2 separate regions of the Mus musculus genome follow, and region 2 is linked to region 1. A link is a loop called in an ENCODE intact Hi-C map of the cell type or tissue named here. Cell type or tissue: heart. All regions are shown on one strand. Links, peaks and the distances in the headings refer to the core of each region. The heading gives the core; the rest is flanking DNA.

Region 1 (10,914 bases), core at 1,885-9,884:
TATCTAAACTTTTCATAAGCACATGACTTCCTGATGGTTTAGTTTTGGATATTTAAAAAAAAAATTTAAAAAAAAAAAACTGTCTTCCCAACTGTGAGATGCTGTTTGGATGTTTCTTGTTGAAGATGTTTTTATTCCAATATAGCCTCTCTCAATCTCATAGAGCAACTTAATTATTCTCATGGATGGCAGGTAATTCAGCTGGGTAATTGCCTACTAGAAGGTGGTAAAACCTGAGAAACAGCAGGAACAGGAGAGGGAAGGGAAAGGACACGCTGAATTACCCCTTGCTAATACCTTTTCTACCAAAATAATCTATATCCATTTGCTTCCCTCGTACTTTTACTTTGTAGAGTAGCTTCCATCAGGAAAGGGAAGAGAACACCAAATTAGTTCTTTGTCTGACTAAAATTCAAAGGGCTTCATTTTAAATCAGAGCTGATGTTTTTATTAGTAGCATTTTGACTTGAAAATGTTGATACTATTGGCTTGTAAGAATGAAATTAAACAAGTTTAATATGTGCATTGGTATGAACGGTATGTGAGCAAGGAAGAGAGGATGTTAACAAGGAGTAATATACTCAAGCATTTAAAAGCAAGAACAAGGGCTACTTCATTTATTTATGCAGTAGGTCCTTGTCTTTGAGACAAAATATTTGGTTAGAAGGCAGCTAAAAAGAATGAATGTTTCATTTGTTGAAGATGGAAAATGTTGAAAATATGACTGTCATAGCTAGATATCTTAAAATAAAAGCCTTATAAGTGTACATTGTGTCCCCAGCATCAGTATTTGATTGTTATTTAGTGTGAAATCTGTTTTTTTCTTGAACAACATTAGCTATTAATCAGTGCAGTAACAAATTACTTGTACAGAACTTTGGTCTTGTTTTGGTGGGACGCACTGCTTTTGAACACGCTGGTATGCAGCCCAAGTCTTATTTATATAAAAGCAGAGCATAATCTTTCTTGACAATTTTTCCTTTGACTTGAAATGTTATGTAACATTTGGCCCCGGGACCAATTGGAATTTTCCTTTATCTGTCTATTCCATATATTGCTTGAGGAATATATGGGGAAGGGCTTGTGTTGGCACATACTGGCCGTGCTCCAACCACAGACCATCAGTTCTCTTGTGTAATCACTTACTTTCTCTATGGAAAGTATTCCTCAACATCTTAGACTTCTGTTATATTTTATATGTGACCACTAAGATTAGGGTCTCTCCATAAGGTCGGGGACAAGATATACTCAAACTTAAATTCAATTGAATATTGGTTGACGGTAAAGTGCTTCGAACCCATGCAAATCTGTGTAGGTTTTTTTTTTTTTTAAAGTAGATGAAGTCATTGGAAAATTTAGGAAGGCTCTCTCAAATCTTTTCTAATAAAGTCAGATCACACTAATATGCATTAGGAACTAGTGTACACCAGGCCCAAAAGAAACTTGCAAATTTCCACCCAGAATGTGCTAGCCAACACATTCACACTAAAAGCTCAGTTAGTGACTTAATCTGTATTCTCTGGAAATAGACTCCTGCAGGTCTTCTTCATGCTCTAACCATCAGAACTCTCTCATATTTTGACATCAGCAGAAACAACTAGTAAAATACAGATAAGTTGGGTCCCATCCTTAGCTTTTCTACATATACAATTAGCCCAAGAATTTGCATTACTAACAAGATTGTGGTGACCTTGATAGCCTTCAAGTCCGTGAGACCTCACACATTTTGTCTGACCTATCCCAACACATTTCTGAGTTGTGTTTTCATTGTGTCACCAGAAGCACATTGCCTTCCTCTGTTAGTGAAACCGAGGAGGCCCTGACGCATTTTCAAAACACTTTGAAACAGGGAAACTTTCCCACCTCTCAAAAAGGCAGGCAATGCAGAAGTTGAAACATTTTCATGGCAGCTGAGAAGTCTGTCAAATTTCTTTTCTTTTTGGAGACACTGAGAATTGGAACCAGGACCTCATGCGTGCTAGAAAAGCATTCTGCTGTAAGCTTGTCCTCAGCCTGCTTCTCATTTCCATTTTGAGACAGAGTCTTGTGAAGTTGCCTGGGCTGGCCTTGAACTTGTGACTCTCTGGCTTCAGCCTCTTAAGTAGCTGACAGTACAGGCCTGTGCCACCTGTAAAACTTATGTCTCATTTATACTCATTCATCATGAGCATGTGTTGAAACAGTGACTCATAGGAGGACTTACATTTATAGGAATTATGTTGCTTCATCTTCCAAGTGGCATTTATGCATCACGTAACCAATTATGCATGATAGTTTTTATGATTGATTAGGTTATTAGTCTCTGCTTTATCATGGGATATTTTTACCCAGGATGTTTTATATTAGTTAGCATAAAATTAGACAACATATTCAGGTTTTTCAAAACCTGTTTAGAATTCTTGAATTTTTGTGGGTTGCTGAGACAGTAGGTCTCACTGCATATCCCTGACTAATCTGTTCATCCTCCTGCCTCCTTCCCATGAGTTCCTGGGATTACAGGAATGTATTACTATGCTTCACCCCACTCTGGCCACTCTTCCTCTCATGGTCATTTTAGAATGTAACAGAAGGACAATGGAAGTGACCCAATGGGCTTGTATTGAACTTAAGTGGCTGTCATTTAGAAAATATGCAAGGGAGCCAGCATTCCATGATAACCATTACTGTGGTCTTGAGTAATTCCTTCCCTGTGATGGCATGGACGGGTGATTGTTCATTGTGTCCTTGCCTGTGTACACATCTTGGAATGATACTTGTCAGTGTATCACGCTATTGTTTTGGAGAAGACATTTTCTCACTAATCTGGGAACTCTGTAAGATCAAGGCTGTTTCATGTTCCTGTCCCTTGTATCACAGGGCCAGGTACAAAGAAGTACACTTTTAAAATCTGGCTGTATGAGATAATCAGGAAATGTATTAGGAAGTGAAGGGAAAAAAATAGACATTAGTGTAAGCAGAAAATGAACCACAGGTCAGGGCTTACTGTCCACTTCCAAGCACATGCTATATATAATGTGAAGCTATGTTGGCTCTCTCACTACTGTGATTAACTGAGTACAGAACAGGGTTAGTGGAACCCAGTAGACTTTCCTGTCACAAGTGAGATGAATCATAGCTCTTGTGCTGTTATTTACCATGCTTAAATCCAGGATTCCTCAGAAAGGATTTTAATCCTCTGCATTGAACAATTTATAGAAGACCCCCCTCCCCCCAGTTTTTGAGACCTATCCAGGATATGGTCGCTGCAAACAGTAAGCTTTTGCTTTTTATCTCTGCCTTGTTACTCAAGCAGAAAAAAAAAAAGGACTGGTGTTTTAAAATTGATTTACAATAGAACTGAACTGAAGTAACCTGACCTGTGGTTATGAAATTAGCTTCACTACAGCAATAAACCATAGATGCTATATATTTTAGCCACTGATGGAAGAAAGGGGCAATTTTTCCCATTTCTATAGTTTCCTTGTAAAAGAAAAAATGATAAAGATTGATGTGAAGTAATAATGTCCCTGGGTTTCATAACACCAGCTCTTTCTTATAGCTATGGAGTAGCTTTAAAGTATTCAAAATTTACAGTTGGCATTATTCTCTAATTTCTACTTTAAATTCAGAATAAGCAAAAAGGCCTACAGCAACTTTAAGAGTCTATCCTTACGTTATAAAGATTGGCTAATAAAGGTGAATCATGAAGAGGAGAAATATTTATAGTATCTTGGTGTATATTCAGCATTTCATTAATTCCAGTGTAAATTAGACAATTTAAATTGTGTGTGTAAGAATGTATCCATAGACTACTAGCTGCTATGACAAACAGTGCCAGAACTGGCTTCTGTTAAATAATAATAGAAGTCATGCATGAATGTTCCCAGTTGGCCACCTTCTTTCTACCTTGTGGTTCAGAGTATCAGGTTCCTTTCATGCTGTGGGTCACATGACAGAGCCACATTGGCAAACTATTAAAACATCATGGTGCCCCTATGTGCTTTTTTAAAAACAATTAATATATTCTAATCCTTTTAAATAAACCATTGTTATCATTCCTGACTTCCTACTCCCTTAGTTTCTCTTCCTCTACCTCCAAGCCAAGTTTCTACTTTTGTGTACTTTCTCTATTGTTTCTTTTAATTATTATAGTTATATGACTGTGCATATATAAATATATCAACAAAACATGCTGAATCCATTTAGTGTTACTCATAGATACTTAGGGCAGCCCATTTGGTATTGGATAACCTACCATGGTCTCATCCCCAGAGAAGACTGATTCTCCCTCTCTCAGCAATAATGAATTGCCCATAATTCTTCATTTAGCGACTGGGCTTTGTGAGAGTTCCAGCATCCATGTTGGCCTGTCTACTAGTGTTGTCAGTGCTCAGGCCTTGTTTTGACTAACATATTGTTAATATTTTATAGGCGCAGCTTCCCTGTTCTATAGAGAAGGCACTGTCTCTCGGTATATGCCTTGGTCTTCTGACCTCTTTTTTGTGTTCCCTAATAATCAGGCTTGACAACCCCAGACTCAGTTGTTCTCTTCATTTTGACCATTTGTGGCGTTCTGTCTGCTTAAAAAAAAAAAAAAGCGTCATTGATGAAAGGTGAGAGCTACACTTACCTGTGCAGTATAAGGATGACTATGTAGGTTATAGTTAAAAGCTATATTAGCTTAAGAAAGTGACAGCAGTAGATATTCCTTTCGAGTCTATGACTTGATCAGTCTTGGGTAGTTGGCTAGGTTTACATTATCAGGCCTGAATTCTCTCCTACTGAGCAGGTCTTAATTCCACTAGACAAGATATAACTGCCACTATAACACCTTCAGGGTATAGTGCCATAATGATTATTATTGTGTCATGTAGATATCACAGCTAGGTATAAGTTTTGGCAGTTTTTCTCCATTGGCAGATTGCATAGCACCTTCTGTACTATGAATGCTAGACCACAGGAAGGAGGCTTTCAGGTGAGATCCATCTCACATCCTGCAACTCCTATATTCAAAGTGTGTGGTGTCTTCAATAGGGACATAACTTCAAATTCTGATAAGTTAACAAAATCAACACCAATTGTCCATATTGCTCTGTGAGGAGATGTCTTAGACTTCTCTGACCAAACCTCAAGAGGAAGTTTCTCATGTCTAGTACTGAAACTTCTCATAGAAAGAATTATTCTTACTCTCATGAGAAGAAAATCCCTAGTGACATAGCATTGTGTGTGTGTGTGTGTGTGTGTGTTTGTGTGTGTGTGCGCGTGTGTGTGTGTACTTATATATAATATGGAATTTTAGGTAAAGATAAAATAAAAACTTGAGATGTATATTAAGAAAATATCTAATAAATAAATAAAAATAAAAAAGAGATAAAATAAAACATTTTCTATGACCTTTTCAAACATCTTCAGTATTAATATTCCCTTCCCCTTTCAGTAAATTGCATCCCTTTTCTCCCCCCAGCTAAACCCTCCCATGTTTCCTGCTCCCTCTCCATTGGGTCCACAACGTGCTATTCCTTCCTCTCAGGCTTCTGCTCTATCCCTTCATCCTCACCATCTTTCTCTCTGCTCTTCTGGTGTCTGCCGCTACTTAAGATTTGCACTCATATCTGAAGGTTAGCGCTAGGAACCACAAATAAGAGCGAACATAGAGAATCTGGCTTTATGTATCTGAAAAATACATATGTATTTTTACATGTTTGTGTTACTACTGTCAATAAATGTTATTATAAAAATTTGCAAATTAATAATAAAAAAATCTTTAAACAGTGAGAATAACCAGACCCAAACTCTATACATCTCAATAAACTTCTCATTAGAATTGTAAACATGTTCCTGGGTTAGGCAATTCCAGCTAGATGTAGTAGATACCAAAGAAAAATGGTACAAATTTTCATAGAGGCCCATCCTGGCTGGAGAGGCCCCACTGAGTGAGATAGCCATCTTCCAGCTTCATAAACAAACACATACAGATCATTGCCCAGATTGTCTACAAGTTGTATATAGACCTGCCTCGTGTTTTGTGTTTTTAATTTATAGGCCAATGCTGAAAAGTCAGAATTAATACAAAATTCAGTATTATTGTCTTCTCTTTTGAAAACAAAAAGCAAACAAGCCACACTTGGGCATGCATTTCACTCGACTATAATCCAGTCAAGAAGACCAGGTAACTATCATGGGCTACTCAGACACGTCTTCTGTATTCACTGCAATTCCCACCTAGCCCTGCCTCACTCACAGACCTTCATGTTGACTCTGTTCTAGCTTGCTGACCATGAGAAGTCCCATCATCATTTTTGACTTCACCTTGGGTGGAGATTTTAGGTCCCTGGCGGTCATAGGCCTTCAAATGCCTAGGAAAAGAGTACCCAGCTCCCTTTCAAATCAACTTGTAAATGGTCAACCCTAAACCCCAGCAATGTAAGCAGGAGGTATAAACATCATGCTTAGGAGTGACTATATATAATTAGGACACACTCGCTCCCTAAGCACCAAAATCAATTATCCGGATAAAACCCTAGGACAGCTTACCACTCTTGAAATATACACTTAGGAAAAAGAAAAACCAAAACTAATTTTAGGTGATCAAGAGAACACTCCTTGGGGACAATCTGAGTTCATCCTAGGACATGTGACAGAGCCTGCCTCTTGTTTTCTAAATGCTCAGGCCAAGTCAAGACAACAGTCCTTGCTGGGGCTGAGGTTGGGCTCTTACCATGTTGCCTGGGTCTTAAAAAGAGCCAGCATCAAGGCGTGCACAGATGAAGAGACTCTTACTTGAGCTGGGGACCACATGAGGGCAGGTCCCTTCTCTGTGAAAAGCCTTCATAGAACCCAAGATTCACTGGGGATGTTCCACTGAGACTCCGCCTATTTGAACTTGCTGCCTTCACTGTGTATAGCGGAGACTTGCTCTGAATGTTGATCCATGTAGGAATTAAATTCAGAGAGTGAATGTAATCCTTCCTCTTGGTAGAAAAGCAATAGAATTTGCTCAATCTAGAATTAGCCTTTGATTAGTGTTTTAGTCCTTCCAACTTTCTAAGGTCATCATAGAGTTTGTGTGTTTAAAAAGTGGATTTCCTCTGTATTTCCTCTCTTCCTGTCCCTCTAGAGAGCATACGTCATGATTTGTAAACATGTTCTTGCTCCTCATAGTTAAATAAGGTGCTACAAGCTAGTGACAATAACTAGTAGTCAGCTGAGCCTTTCATATGGCTTTGGTATATGTCAAAATTCCAGCTTTAATTTTTTGGGGGGTGTCTTTATTTGTAGAGAATACAGCATCTCAAGGTTGCACGCTTTATGTTACATACATGAAGTTTGTCGTCCTTTTTTTTTTCTTCTTCAAAAAGTGCATTTATAAGGGTTCAAACTCTTCATGGGATGTGACTAGAGTCACATGCAAAAGGAAGATCCTGATTGTATTCAAGGTTTCTTAGTGAAATGGAGCTAAGGATTGGGAAAGAATCATAAAAGTCTATCGTCCAAAAAAGCTCTCTGCCTCTTTCCTGGTCATTTTCAATATTTCAACCAAGAAATACAACACCATTTCTGCATAGATCAAACAGCTTCTATCTCTTGCGACTTTGTCCAAAATCTAATTCACGACTTCATGTTATTTCTCAGAGTCCAGTGTTAGTATGTTGTTCTCCATGTAAAGCTCTGAGAACAGTAAGCACTTGATGAATTGTAATTATTGCTATCATTACATTACTATAATTCTTTTTCCGGGCCTGTGTTTTCTTGTTTATTAGCAGTTTGCCGGATTGTTTATACTTTGAAATACTTTTCCTTTTCAACTGTGTTTTTTTTCCTTATTCCAGGTTTCCATTTGCTTGCCCTTTTATACAGTCCCTGGCTCTTTACAGAAATTGTCAAATTAAATTAGACTCATAATGCCAAACAGAAGAACAGCCAGCCCAGCAAATAACCAGGCTCTAAAAACTGAAGAATTACGCAGAGAGAGTGGAAAGCCAGCGTCTTCTAAACAAGACAGATACTGAAATGCCCAGTAAAGGATTAGAAATAGCCTGGGCTGATGGCACATGGTTAGGAATCATTATTTTCCACGAAATCCTACTCTGTGTTACAAGGCCCAGTGTCAGGAAGAATACCACCTTCTCCTTCCCTAGAGTTGCTTTTCAGTGAAATATTCCCTACTTATCTTAGGAAAGCAATTTTGAAATCCTAGGCACTCAACAAAAGCATATTGAAGTGATTTGCTAGTCTTCCCTTGGCACATAGCTACCAGGGTCTATAGTAAGGGCTTCATCAGGAACAACAGGCATGCAGCCTGGATCAAAAGACAGGAGTTTAGTTAGGTTTAAATCGTGATTCTTTTCTAAGTCACTTAGGCGGTAAAAGCTTCTGTTCCTTTAGTTCATGAATGATGGGATTTTTTATAATAATGTACTGAAATTTTATTTTACCTCCAGATTACAAATTAATTCTCCTAAGCTGCCTTCAACCACAGCATAAGTCTTCAAAGATATAGACTGGCGCTTTGGCATTTCAGGAATAATCATAATGTCCCGTTAAACAAGGTTATCTCTGGAGTGTTTAGCAGAATTGAAATTATTTTTCTTACTCATAGTCATGTTTATTCTTAGCTCTAATTGATGACAGTTAAGTCTAAAGAAAGCACCCACTGAAAAAAAGAAAACTCCCAGGCCTCAATAACAGGGCCCTGTAAACGAATAGTATCCTAGAGCCAAAACAAAACTCCCAAGGCCTGGAACTTGGAAGAGATCCCAAGTTGAGATGAAGTAGTTTTCTGAGTCCTCCATCACTACCTTAAATTGTAGTAGAGGTTGCTCCTAGATGTTAAATGGCTAAAATATATATATATACATATATATACATATATATATATATATGTGTGTGTGTGTGTGTGTGTGTGTGTGTGTGTGTGTGTGTGTATGTATTACACATACCACATACCCAAACCTGTGCACACTTGCACATGTGCATACACACACACACACACACACACACACACACACACACGGCAAGCACCTTATTTATTAAACATGGTAAACAACTCATTCTATGTCACAACTATAGAGCTTTTGAGAAAAGTCATGAAAGTCATTAGGAAATGCAATTAACAATGCTGTTTCAAAGACACCAATCTGTCTAGTATTCAAGAACAGTCATTTAACTCACAACGTTGTAAGAGTTAGCTCCTGGTGACTGAGCTTAGCTAGCTCAGTGCATTACAGGTCAGGTAGGTGTCAACATGGCCTTTGTGTGGATTTGCTTTGCACATCTGGGTATCTGAAGTTGTGCAGTCAGTCAATCTAGGCTGTGTCCCACCTTCTACCATATATGAGGATATGGCAAAAGAGCTATAATAAAAGCTAAATGAGGCTTTCTCCATGTTTCTTCATGGTCTATATTACTGATAACATATGATTGGTTAAAACAAATCACATAGCCTTCATATTGAAAGACATGCAAAAATACATACTATGCCTTTAATATGAGGAACTTAGCTATAGTCAAAGGTTATAAGAACAACGATGAGTGAAAATGCCCTGGCCAGTCATCCAGTCTGTCTGGCACAGAAGAGAACTGACTGGATTGTGGTGCTCCCTTGCCACCAGTGAGCCCTATATTCTTAGAAACCACTAACTACTTTGGGCCACAGGTTTGCACTTAGTAAAACGAAAGGGTTTGACTATATAATTGCAAAAGTCCCTTTCCAAGACTTTGAAATCTTGTAGGATTTGACTGCATAATTGCTAACATTCCTTTCCAAGGTTTCTACAGTAATCTCTAGGTGCCTGTGAGATAAGTGCAAAAGAAAATTTGAAAAGCATATCAAAGCTCCGAAGTCTAAAGCATGGGTTGTGTTAAAAAAAATAGTGAGAGTACTGTCTATGGAGGGGTGTGTTCAGATGGCGGCAGTGAAGAAGGAATGGAGGCAGAAGTGAGAGGAAAAGGAACCAGAACTCACTTGTGCTTTTCATCAGATGAAGAGTAAATTTCCTCTGTTACTTAAAGAAGAGTGCACACATAGGAGCTATGTCAGGATGCAAAGGCAGGTTAGGGACCACATTGGGGAAAAAATCACATGATGTCCATATTCTGTTTTCTTTCTTTTATTCACTTAATATCTACATCAGGCTCCGTCTACCTTATCCTTTGATCCTCATATTTCCTTCCTGTGCATTTAGCATCCTCTATTCTGCCCCCTACCCTGTGTTTCCAGTGACTGCTCTGAAACCAACCCTAAGGTCCAGAAGTCTATAATGGAGAGATTTACCAGAAAGAAATCTTTCTGATTGTGTGTGTGTGTGTGTGTGTGTGTGTGTGTGTGTGTGTGTGTGTGTACATATACTTATTTACATATTCCAGCAATAGTGTGGAAGAGGGAGAGAATTCAACAGGAGAAAAGTGCCTGAATACCACTGTCAAAACTGATGTTACACAAAGTGTCATCAGACCAGCAACATCTGCATCATCTGAGAGCTGGTCAGAAATGAAATTTTACACCACCCTTCATAGATCTAGTGTTTCTTAGCCCAAACCTGACAAACCCTAGTTCTTTTGTTTCTATATTAACTTTAGGGAAGCGATAAAGCTTGCTGAGAGTCTCTTTACATAGCATTATTTTTTTAAAAGATTCAGCCTCAACTACAGAATATGTACAGCTCATTATAGATCTATAGCTGATTCTGTATGAAGGAAAAAGACCAAGGTTGCATTTTTATATATTACAGCAAACTTAAAGCCTAAAAATCAGCTATTTGTATACACATGACATGCCTTTAGGTGGAGCACTAAAAAGGGAATCTAAGCTAGAGAACTGTCAGTCTAGGAAATGCCATGTATTATTTGTTCTACAGGAAAGGAAGCACGTTGTGAGATTCCACCCCTGGATATAATAATGTCACAGATACTGTGAGACTCAAATTTTAGCTCTAA
Region 2 (10,914 bases), core at 1,867-9,866, 85 kb after region 1:
CAGGAAGAAATAATTAACTACAGACTACTCTGCTGGTGCAACTCTGCAATCAGCTAAAGACTGTCAGAGCTGACCAGTTCAAGGTATTGGAGGAAGGAGATAGCCAAGCATATTTATCAACGTGAGTTTATCCGTTAGCTTTTGGTAGCTCTGGCTCGGGAAGGCACAACGATTGTGTTTGCTGTCATCACTTTACCCTTTAGCTCTGCGGCCAGTTTAAAGCCACGAACTGTCTGTTCCGGATCATTTTTATCTGAACAGTGACAAGCAGTTTGAGGATTTGCTTGTCAGCTGTATTGGAAAGCTGCAAGCTGCCTGCTTGAGAGTCTGCCTCCACTGCTTGCCCCTTCCGCAAATCCTTGTGAACCTCAGCATACTGGCTCACTTTCCAAATAGCATGCCGATGACAATGGACTATTTGGTGCTTTCTACCCTCATGTCCTTTTGTGGTCATTAAATCAGCCTCTGGATATCCTGGCCCTTAGCTGGTCTCCACGTCCAAACAACCCTTTGTCGGTCCTGTATTAACTCAGTCGTATTGCAAACGGGCTGGGACTTACATAGCTTGATTGCACAAATAAAGACACCTGTATGTCTGGTCTTCCCAGTCCTCGGCTGGGGACAGCATGAGGTAGCACAGATTTGAGGCCAGAAGGACGAGGTACATGAAAGAGGTAGAAAATGAATCTCCTGGAAACTCCTAGTTTTCTCCACTTAGTAAGGACTGCTGGAGAAAGAGGCAGCCTTGGGACCTTGTGAGCAGATAGGTGGGGGTGGGGCAGGAGGAGACCCTGCCTCCTGGGTGCTTTTACTGCACCCACCCATGGCTGCAGCCTCAAACTCCAAACTCCTTTCAGGCTGGAAAAAAAAAAAAGAACTTGTGCTTGAAGCAATGGTGATTCCTGGGCACTTAGATACTAAAAATATATCCTAAAGAAAGGGCAAGGCAGAACTGATACACTACGACTTCTCCATAGATTCATCCAGTCATAACAAAACAAAACAAAACAAAACAAAAAACAAACAAACAAACAAAAGCCAAGTAGGTCGGTGCCCACTTCACTATATGGTAGGAAATTCATCCTGAATGAAGCACAAACAAAATAACCTCGGCCTCTTGGCACATGAACATAACCACATACCATTGATAAGAGCGAGTATAAGATAAACACTTATTTGGGGGTTCTCTGGGGCTTTCCAAGGGTTTTTAAGACTAGCCAAGTCACTGCTGTTTTCATCTTGGAAGGTGTCATGCACTATCAGAGCTCTGACTAGAGCACCCGAAAGTACAGCATAGCCTTGATAAGCACTGAATAAAAAAAGCTGAACCCTCTGATTGTTCTGTTAGCATACAAAGTGTCCATGACCTTCACTTTGAGAGGCAGTAGCCTAGCTTCTCCCAAACCCTCTAGCAACACATCAAAAGAGGATAAAAGCTGAGGCTACAGTTCATCCACAGAGGCACTCACTTAAAGTGCACAAGACCTTGAATAGAATCTCGGATGCAGACAGTATAGTGGAGGGAAACTCAGAGAATAAGAAAATTAGCACCATAAACAAAACAAAATAAAAACATTAACACAAAGTAACTGTGCATAGAGAGAAATAGTAATTTTGTTCAGCCCTTGCCTTCTTTGAAGAGTCCCTGATGCTTTTTGTAGAAAGAAGAACTATATTGGCCCTCTGACAGTGATGAGCAAAGGGAGATTTCCCTGCAGGAGACTGCCAGCCAAATTTTAGGCTGTTGTCTGCCTGCTTAAGACAGAAACTATCCCCTCCTGCCTCCCATGATCTAATCCTTTAAGCCTTCTGCTGGCACAAGAACAATGTTAAGATCTGGGTTCAGGCCCTTTGGTTTTCCTAATCCATGGGAATTTGAAGATGATGAATTGGTGGAGTGCCCAAAAGTTTCGACCATGTAATTGGAGCCCAAGAGGGAAATAATTAGGAGAGAGCTATGTAACTCCATCAACTCTTCCGGAAGCCTCAGAATTATGTAATTCCCTTGCTGTAGCTTCCCTCCTCTGCATGCCCCATTTTTGCCACAGAACAAGAACAAAAACAAGACAAAACAACAAGCAGGAACAATTGGCCTAAATAACGGGTCGTTTGCATTTGATGCAAGAGGTCTGATGGGGAAAGAATTTAAGCTGATGAAACAAAAAGAGGCCAGGTTTCCCTGGCCAATCCTACCCTTGGCTGTCCCTACTCAAGACAGCTGACCACTGTGCCACCAGGAACACCTGACCTATTCCTTCTAAGATGGGTGGGACTGGGTAACAAGGCAGTCCTTGTTTGTGGTAGCATGGCTTCTAGATGGAAAGTCCAAGGGTAGAGCTTACTTCCTTGCATTTCTGCTTTAACTGTTAGTATAAATAGGTATCCATTAAGAGAATGAACAACACATATTTCCTTGCATTTCTGCTGTAGCTGTCAGAATAAATAGATATCTATTGAGAGAATGGACTTCTATGGGTTGCTGGAGAAGTGGGTGTTTTAGGAAGACCTCAGAAAATCAATTCCTATCTCCTTAGTTGTCAGAAGCAGTGAGCCAAATTTATACCATGATAGTGAGAAGAAGAGACTCTGAAGAACTGGTTAAGGGGCCAGTGAAATAATGGCTGTACTCGGACAAGGACAGGGGTTGGGAGTGGAGCTAAGTGGTGGAACAGTGCACACACACACACTCACAACAACTCTTCCTATAGCTAGCCCATGCTTGTGAAAGAAAGAAAACTAAATCTAAGACTTCAAAGCCCTAGCCAGAAAGTTCATTCAAGGTCCATGACTCATGCGGCTTGCTAGTTAGGAGGGCTTTTTGGGCTTAGAACAAAGAACAAAGGCTATAAAGTCATCCCAGGAACCAACTAGCCATAAAGATAGGGAAGACATACAAGAATTTCCAAACTGGCCCGGCGCCTCCCTATCTCCCACCCTTCTGACCTAAGTTAAATGTTAACCAGATGCTCTGCTGTTACCTTGATCTGCATGTACAGTCTGCTGATGTTTAAATGAGCCAGTCATGTGAAACCGTACCAATTCCTCCCCCAGCTCCAGACCCTTTTCTATTAAAACCCCTAGCTTTCAAGCCTCGTGGTAGAATCCACTGTCTCCTGCGTGAGATACATTTCGACCCGGAGCTCCGCCATTAAACTACCTTGTGTATTTACATCAAGACCATATTTTGTGATTCTTTGGGTGCACCCCGAATCGGGAATTGAGTGGGGGTTTCCCCACTAGGTTCTTTCACTTGTACCCATTTCACGTTCAGCTCTTCCTCTCTTCCTTATGGACTCATTTTTTTTTTTTTACAACAGATTTGATAGAAGCCTATTTGGACACCAAAGGACTAGTAATTGAGAGCCAACCCCAATTTTCAAGGCCTAAGATTTCTAAGGCTAACTGGCCAGTTGTATGCCTATTGAATGCTTGTTCAACTCAAATGGCAAGTTTTTGTAGTGGAATAGACCATGATGGCACAAGTGTGGCTTGTCATTTGTTAACCAGTATCTTGGTAGACTGTCAAGCTATGAAGGGGACAGAGCTAAGCACAGATGAAGCAGGAGCATTGAGAAGAACAGAGACCTGCTATCATGTTCTATTTGTCTATTGACAATTATGGTCTATTGACAATAGCTAAAATATAGAACCAATCTATCAAGGAGTGAATAAAGAAAACGTACGCATGCGTGATGGAAATTATTCAGCCATGAAGAATGAAGTCTTACAAATTGAAGCAAAACAGATCAAAGTAGAGGATACCTTGGTAAGTCAAATAACTCATAAGCCAGACATGGAAGACAAGTGATAGTGTTCTATTTCATATGAAGAAGTTAAAAAAGAATAGTTTTGGCCCAAGTGCAGAAAAGTGATTAGTAGAGATTGGGAAGAAGGGGGAGGCTGGAGGGAGAGAGGTTGGATCTATGTGAATGTGTTAAAATAGCACATACTGAATCCCATGACTATGCACAGTAAAAATGTTAACCAAACACTTCTAAAATCGCATTCATGGTACAATCGTAAGAACTGCTCAGATTTCCCTGTTTCCAGACTCTGGAAATCCCATTTTTAGGGTAATCATGAGGAAAATATTATATCCTTCAGAAAATGCCTTTAGGAAACAATTCTCATAGAGTCTTATTACCACACAGTTCTCTGTTCTTTTCTGTTTTCTCATTCTTCAACATATTTCTCTAATTATTGCTGAACCTAGGTAGCATTTTCCTGGTAGCCATTGTCTTTCCATGTGAGGAAGTGGAGACTTTGCCATCATGTCTTGGAAAAAAATGCACTTTAGAAACTTGGCTTAGGCTCTATGCCCCAGTATAGGGGAATGCCAGGACCAGGAATGGGAGTGGGTGGGTTGGGAGCGGGGAGGGGTTAGGGGATTTTCGGAGGTAACATTTGAAATGTAAATAAAGAAAATATCTAATAAAAAAGAAAAACAAGAAACTTGGTTCAGAAACAGGGCATGCAGCTCACTGGGTATAGGCTTATTTTGCAGAAGGATTTTTTCTAGGTAAGAGAGACACAGAGAGAGAGAGAGAGAGAGAGAGAGAGAGAGAGAGAGACAGAGAGAGAGAGAGACAGAGAGAGACAGAGACAGAGAGACAGAGACAGAGACAGAGACAGAGACAGCTCAGAACCTTCAGTTAGGAGTTATAAGCAGAATTCTGCTACAAGAAGAATTCATCAGAGAGACTGGGATGGGGTGGGGGAGGACTTTGCATTCTTGCATATGGTATATTCTGAGTAATTTAGCAAATTATTCTTAGATTGAAAAACAGAGCCAAGACCCTGGCATATGGGTGGCTCTTAAGAACACCCCTCTGAGGCAGTGTGTATGCGTGGCTTTCTTCCAAGCAGTTGGCCACAGATGTCTGTGTTTGTGGTCTGCTCAGTGGGAGACGCCACTCATGCCACCTGCTAATGCTGCTACTGTATAGACAGACTTCATGGACAGGCTTGATTGAGTGTTCTGATTGGGGAATTTCCTGGAAGGTTTCTGGCAGCACAGGTGGAGACAGCCTCACTTTCAAATTTAATCTATGCACAGGCAGAAATCAGTGAGCGCAGAAGAAAGAATTGAAAGAATTATTACCGAGCATGCAGAGATTCTTGTAACAATGTAACATTGCAGTAGGTGCCAAGAAGCAAGAGTGCCAAAGAGACTTACTTCAGCTCAGATACACTTGTCTTTGGATCTGTGGTACTTGATTTCTGTTTTTGCTTGACCTGGGCTGGTAAGTAGTTTTGGCTGTTATTTCTATATCTCTCATCTGTGCCTCTTTTCCCGTTGACCTCTCTAATACCCAGCCAAACTCAGCAGTGACATCTCAAGGAAATTCTTTACCCTGTCCTAATCCAGATTCACACCATCTTTGTTTTGTTTTGTTTCGTTTTGTTTCGGGGAGGAGGGCTGTTTGGTTTGGTGGTGGTGGTGGTGGTGGTGGTGGTGGTGGTGGTGGTGGTGGTGGTAGTGATAGTGGTTTTTACTGCTGAACAAGAAAGCTCTCAGGGAATTCATCTGGTAGAAGGAACTGCTCTTCACAGTGAAAACACTGTAAAAGAAGAAACCACTGCTCTGAAAACTTTTGTTTCATTGTTTCTTCAATGACCTACTATGCTAAACAAACCATCTCAAAATGTAGTAGGTCAAAATGACAAATGTGTGAGCTCACAATCTATGAATTAACAGCTCTGTTGGCTTAACTGCAATTCTTCTGGTTGCCACTAGATTGATTCAGGCATGCACAGCTTGGTGTTAATTGGCTGGCAGGTCACATCTATGGGGGATGTGACTAGACTAAGATGGTCTCAATTATATAATCTCATGGCTGGTTCATTGTGATGTGGTATGAGATGTTTCTCATTGTATTGAAAGATTACCTCCTTGTTTGTGTGTAGCTTGCTATATAAGAAAATGGGAGTATTTGACCTGCTGAACCCTCACAGAATACTCATACCATTTCCACTGCATTCAAAATACCAGAGAAAGAAGAAAGTTAGACAGACCAGCACAGCATAGTTTAATATCTTGGTTTGAAGTTCTAGAACACCAAGCACCTTCTTGTAATCCAGCCCAGTGCCTTGCTTAAATGTACCATGCACACACAATGCACACACTCTCTAAACAATGAGCAAGCATGCGCAGAACCCCCTTCTTCCCCTAACCTGAATCAAGTTACAAGTACTTCCATCTCTGAATGTTAGTATGAATTTCTCAACCCTAATAACAAACAAATGTGAATGGTTTCTGTTTAAGTATATTACAAACTTACCCTTTTATGAGGAATAGAAGGACTGAGCATATTTAGGAAGATCAGGAAAATTGTGTCCTAAAACTCACTTTTAAGGAAATTCTTCTACTTACCATCTTATGCCTATGCATATTAGGTATACATATAGTTAAAACCAGGTGCATTATGGAAAGTCACATGAATGCATAGGACAGGGGAATATATGACCTAATCTATCAATCAAAATGAAGGACCACCAAAATTGTACACATGTTCTTTCTTCTACTGAATCCCATAAAAGGAAGTGCCAAACAGTAGTCAGGGCCCTTAAGTGATGTCACTCTTGTGGCCACCTGTCAATCTCACCAGTGTATCCCTTTGTAATCTACACTATCACTTTGCTCTGAATTAAGTTTTCTTGCTTCTTTTGCCAATCTGTGAGCCTTTATCTTCAATTGAGACAGGCTGACTCCAAGACAGGCTTCACATTGGCAATTCAGGAGACTAGGCCTAAATCTCTATTTTTAAGTCCAGGCGTGTCCAGGCATGTCAGTTACTGAAAAAAACAAACAAACAAACAAACAAACAAAACAACAACAACAACAAAAACACCCACAGGCCTCAGGCAGCCAGTCAGAAACTGCCCTACCATCACAAGTTGCCCCACCACCTGGCCTGAAGCAAGGGCAATGGGTCAGCAACAGTTTCCAGACTACCTCAGCAACAGTTTCCAGCCAGCCCCCAGTACCCAGTAATGGTTTGGGAATGTCCATAAAGATCAAACCGAAAATAGAGATAATCTACCTCTCCCTGGATTTCCTTTACTATGCCTTAAATTGGACCTGAAAGTTCATGGGGGGTGAGGATAGGGGTGGGGGTGGACCTCCATCTCAGTAGATGGTAGACTCTAACATACTGGACTTCTGCAGAGTAAAATGTTCTTTCCTTTGCATACTATTTGAGTATGGGTTGCCATCCTTTAGTGAATCATGGACCCTTACAAAATTCTTTGAATAAGATGCTAAGAAGGCCATCCAGAGTCCTCCCAACCTGTTATCCATTCCATCTACAAACACCAAACCCGACATTATTGTTGGTGCCAAGATGTGCTTACAGATAGGAGCCTGGCATGGCTGTCCTTTGGAAGGTTCTGCCAGCACCAGACTAAGACAGATGCAGATACTCACAGCCAGCCATTGGACTGAGCCTGGGGACCCCTACGAAAGAGTTAGGCAAAGGACTGAAGGAGCTGAAGGGGATTGCAACCCCATAGAAAGAACAACAGTATCAATTAACTGGACCCCTCAGACCTCCCAGGAACTAAACCACCAACCAAAGAGAACAAATGGGCGGGTCCATGGCTCCCACTACATATGTAGCAGAGGAGTGCCTCATCTGGCATCAGTGGGAGGGGAGGCACTTTGTCCTGTGGAGGCTTGATGCCCCAGCGAAGGGAGATGCTAGAGGGGTGAGTCAGGAGTGGGTGGGTGGGGTCACCCTCTTAGAAGCCAAGGAGAGGTGGAGGGGGGAGGGGAGACCCAGGGAAGGGGATAATAACATTTGAAATGTAAAAAATAAAATAAAATGATTAATTAAAAATTCCAAGAATCTAGAAATACCTAGCCTAAACCCTGACCACTAGTAACAAAAAGCCATGACATAATTAGGAGCTGAGGAAATTGATCTCTTACTGATGGATGAACATAGGGAGGACTACAGTTCTTGGGCTCAGAAACAAGATGTGTGTTGACTAGAAACAAAGAGCCTGGCCACAGAGCAATCCTTTCCCTCAGTCCATGGACTAGTCTTTTGAGCCTCCATGACCCCTTCAATCCTGGGGCTGCTACTGCAACTGAGGCTATAACGTAACCAATGGTCTCTTCCAGACTTTCCTGGTGCCAAACATCGACTGCTCTCCATGACCTCTTCATGCTTTCGAATCCGGCACCATGGGTGTCTCTTACAATTATAAAGTTTGGCTGCCAGCACAAAGTATGGCCTTGTCCACCTACCACAGCTTCAGTGTGCTGACCCTGAGAAAAATTCTCTCAAAGCTTTCACTTCAATAATGCTGGTCTCATCTTAGTCACAGCAGAGTCTTCAGCTCACCTGATCAGTTTGGTCCCAGTACAATTTCACTTTAGCAGTTCTGATTTCTTGTTCGACACAACATATTCTCCAGCTGCCAGAACCACACCTCTTAATTCAAAATGTTAAGTGGCCCCAGTAGAGTCTTTAAAGGACTCTCAAGCTTTGTCACAAGCCAGATCTTGCCCATTTTATTATCAGCAACATTCTTATCAAGAACCCAATGGCTCTTCCAGCCCAAAGTTCAAATTCTACCACAGTCCTCACACAGAACCAAGAGGTCTGCTACAACAATCCCCTTTGTCCTGGTACCAATTTAATCTCCTTTAGTTAGGGATTCTAGTGAGACAATAAAACACTGCAACAAGCAATTTGAGGAAGAAAGGGTTTCTTTTATCTTTCAATGACCCTCAGGTCACAGAGGTGACACAGAGTTTCTGTAGGCAGAAACTGAAGCAGAAGCAAGGGAGGAATGCTGGTGACTAGCTTGCTCCTCATGACTTGTTCAGCTTCCTTCCTTCCTTCCTTCCTTCCTTCCTTCCTTCCTTCCTTCCTTCCCTCCCTCCTCCCTCCCTCCCTCCCTCTCTCCCTCCCTTCCTTCCTTCTTTCTTCCTCCCTCCCTTCCTTCCTTCTTGCTTCCTTCCTTCCTTCCTTCCTTCCTTCCTTCCTTCCTTCCTTCCCTCCCTCCTCCCTCCCTCCCTCCCTCTCTCCCTCCCTTCCTTCCTTCTTTCTTCCTCCCTCCCTTCCTTCCTTCTTTCTTCCTTCCTCCCTTCCTTCCTTCTTTCTTCCTCCCTCCATCCCTTCCTTCCTCCTTCCTCCTTCCTTCCTTCCTTCCTTCCTCTGAATAAATTTTTAGAAAATGTTCAAGATTATCGTATAATCACATAACCTCCTTTTCCCTTCCTTCCTCCAAGCCCTCCTATGTATCCCTTCCTTGCTCTCTTTCAAATGTCTGGCTTTTTTCTTCAATTGCTTGCATATACATTCCTAAACATATTCACAGAACCTGTTCATTCCATATGTTGTCATTTGCACACATACGTTTTCAGGGCTGAGCACTTGGTATTAGATAACCACTTAGTGTGTTCTTCCCAAAAGAAAACTATTTCTCCTGCTCTCTACATTCCTTGATTGCCTGTAATTCTTTGTCTAAGCATCAAGATTTCATGAGTTTTCCTGCTTCCAAGTTAGTATGTTTATCCATGCTGTACTTGTTTAGCTAATATTTATGCAGTCATGTTGTTTATATTTTATGTATGTAGCTTCTGACAATTTCTAAGATATACATTCTCATAGCAAACTTCCTACTCCTCTGGCTCTTGGAATCTTTCTGCTTACTCTTCCACAATGATCCTCAGGTGCAAGAGTTTTGTTGTAGAGGTATCACTTGGGACTAGGCTCCACAACTCTGCATTTTGACTGTTTGTGGTTTTCCCTGTGTCTCACAAAGAGAAGTTTGTTTGACATGGGATGAGAAATATAATATGTGGGTATAGCAATAAATATTTAGAATATAGTTAGGAATTATGTTTAATAAAATGAAGGTTGTAGGTTCTCCTCCAAGACGTCACTAGCTTTGGGTACTTGATTATGTTTCCTAAACTAGGCATGGTTTCCCTCTTGTGAACCAGGTCTTAAGTATAATTAGAGACAAGTATGCCAAAACTACATCCTTGAGGTTTTTGTGCCATGCCACACTGGTCACTGCTGTGGTACATAGGTAACTTAACTGTGTAGGAGTATTGGTTGATTCCCTTCATGGTGCCTTTTGGTACCTTGAAAGGTTGTCCTCAGGGAGGAGACTTTCAGGTCACATCAAGCCCAGGTCCTTTGTGCCCTGAGTTAGAAGTACATGGTGCTGTCAATGAAAGGGACTTGCCTTCCACCTGAATTGCTGCTCTAGTCACAATAGCTAAAAAATGAGGGAAAAATGTCCTCTAGCTGGTGAATAGAGAATGAAATATAGCATATGTATACTTTGGAATATTACTCAACTAAAAATAAAAATGAAATCATGAAAACTGCAGGTAAATGGTTAGACCAAGAAAAGAGCGTATTGAATGAGATGACCTAGACTCAGAAAGTCATGTTATCTCTCATCAGAGGCAGTAACTCCAAAACCTAGAGTCACTGATGAAACTAGGAAAGGGAAAGAGGATGATTGTGGTGGTGGCAGGGGAATCTAATGAGGGAAACTGGAAAACTGGGGGCTCTAATTAAGGAGGAGGAAGCTAACCATAGAATAAGGTAGGAGGATAAAAGTAAGAAGGTCTGATGTCATAGGAGTCATACTATTATCTTTCTAAAAGCGCCTATAATAAATGTAATTTAACGCATAAATATACATATATAATTCGACTTGCTTCCTTATACAACCTAGGACCTCCTGTTCAGGAGTGACAGCACTCACACAAGTAATTAATCATGAAAATGCACACAGGGTTCCCCACATGCCAGTCTTGCAAGGAAATTGTCTTGATTGATGTTCCCTCTTACCAAATGTCTCTAGCTTGTGTCAAGTTCATAAAAAATAAACAAACTAACGAACAACAAAATAAATAAATGAGTGGGTGAATGAATGAATGAG

The links. Peaks named below come from ENCODE experiments on the same cell type or tissue, not always from the same donor. Only the 100,000 strongest peaks of a DNase experiment are listed, where the experiment ranks them.
Region 2: a loop joins it to region 1, with 2.1 times the contacts of the local background. A loop is called at or near these places in 2 of 42 quality-filtered maps.

What each region holds. Positions count from the first base shown.
Region 1 is chr2:135,451,602-135,462,515 of GRCm38, forward strand. All of the region lies in intron 31 of Plcb1 (phospholipase C, beta 1), which reads left to right. Among named protein-coding and RNA genes, the nearest start is that of Gm31993, 84 kb to the right of the region's middle. In heart, for the core only: no CTCF peak of the experiment used is centred there; no DNase peak of the experiment used is centred there.
Region 2 is chr2:135,536,387-135,547,300 of GRCm38, forward strand. Gm31993 (a long non-coding RNA gene) reads left to right here and starts at 5,001. Exons shown (of 3, transcript XR_375007.1): 1 at 5,001-5,243. In heart, for the core only: no CTCF peak of the experiment used is centred there; no DNase peak of the experiment used is centred there; H3K27ac peaks cover 431 bases.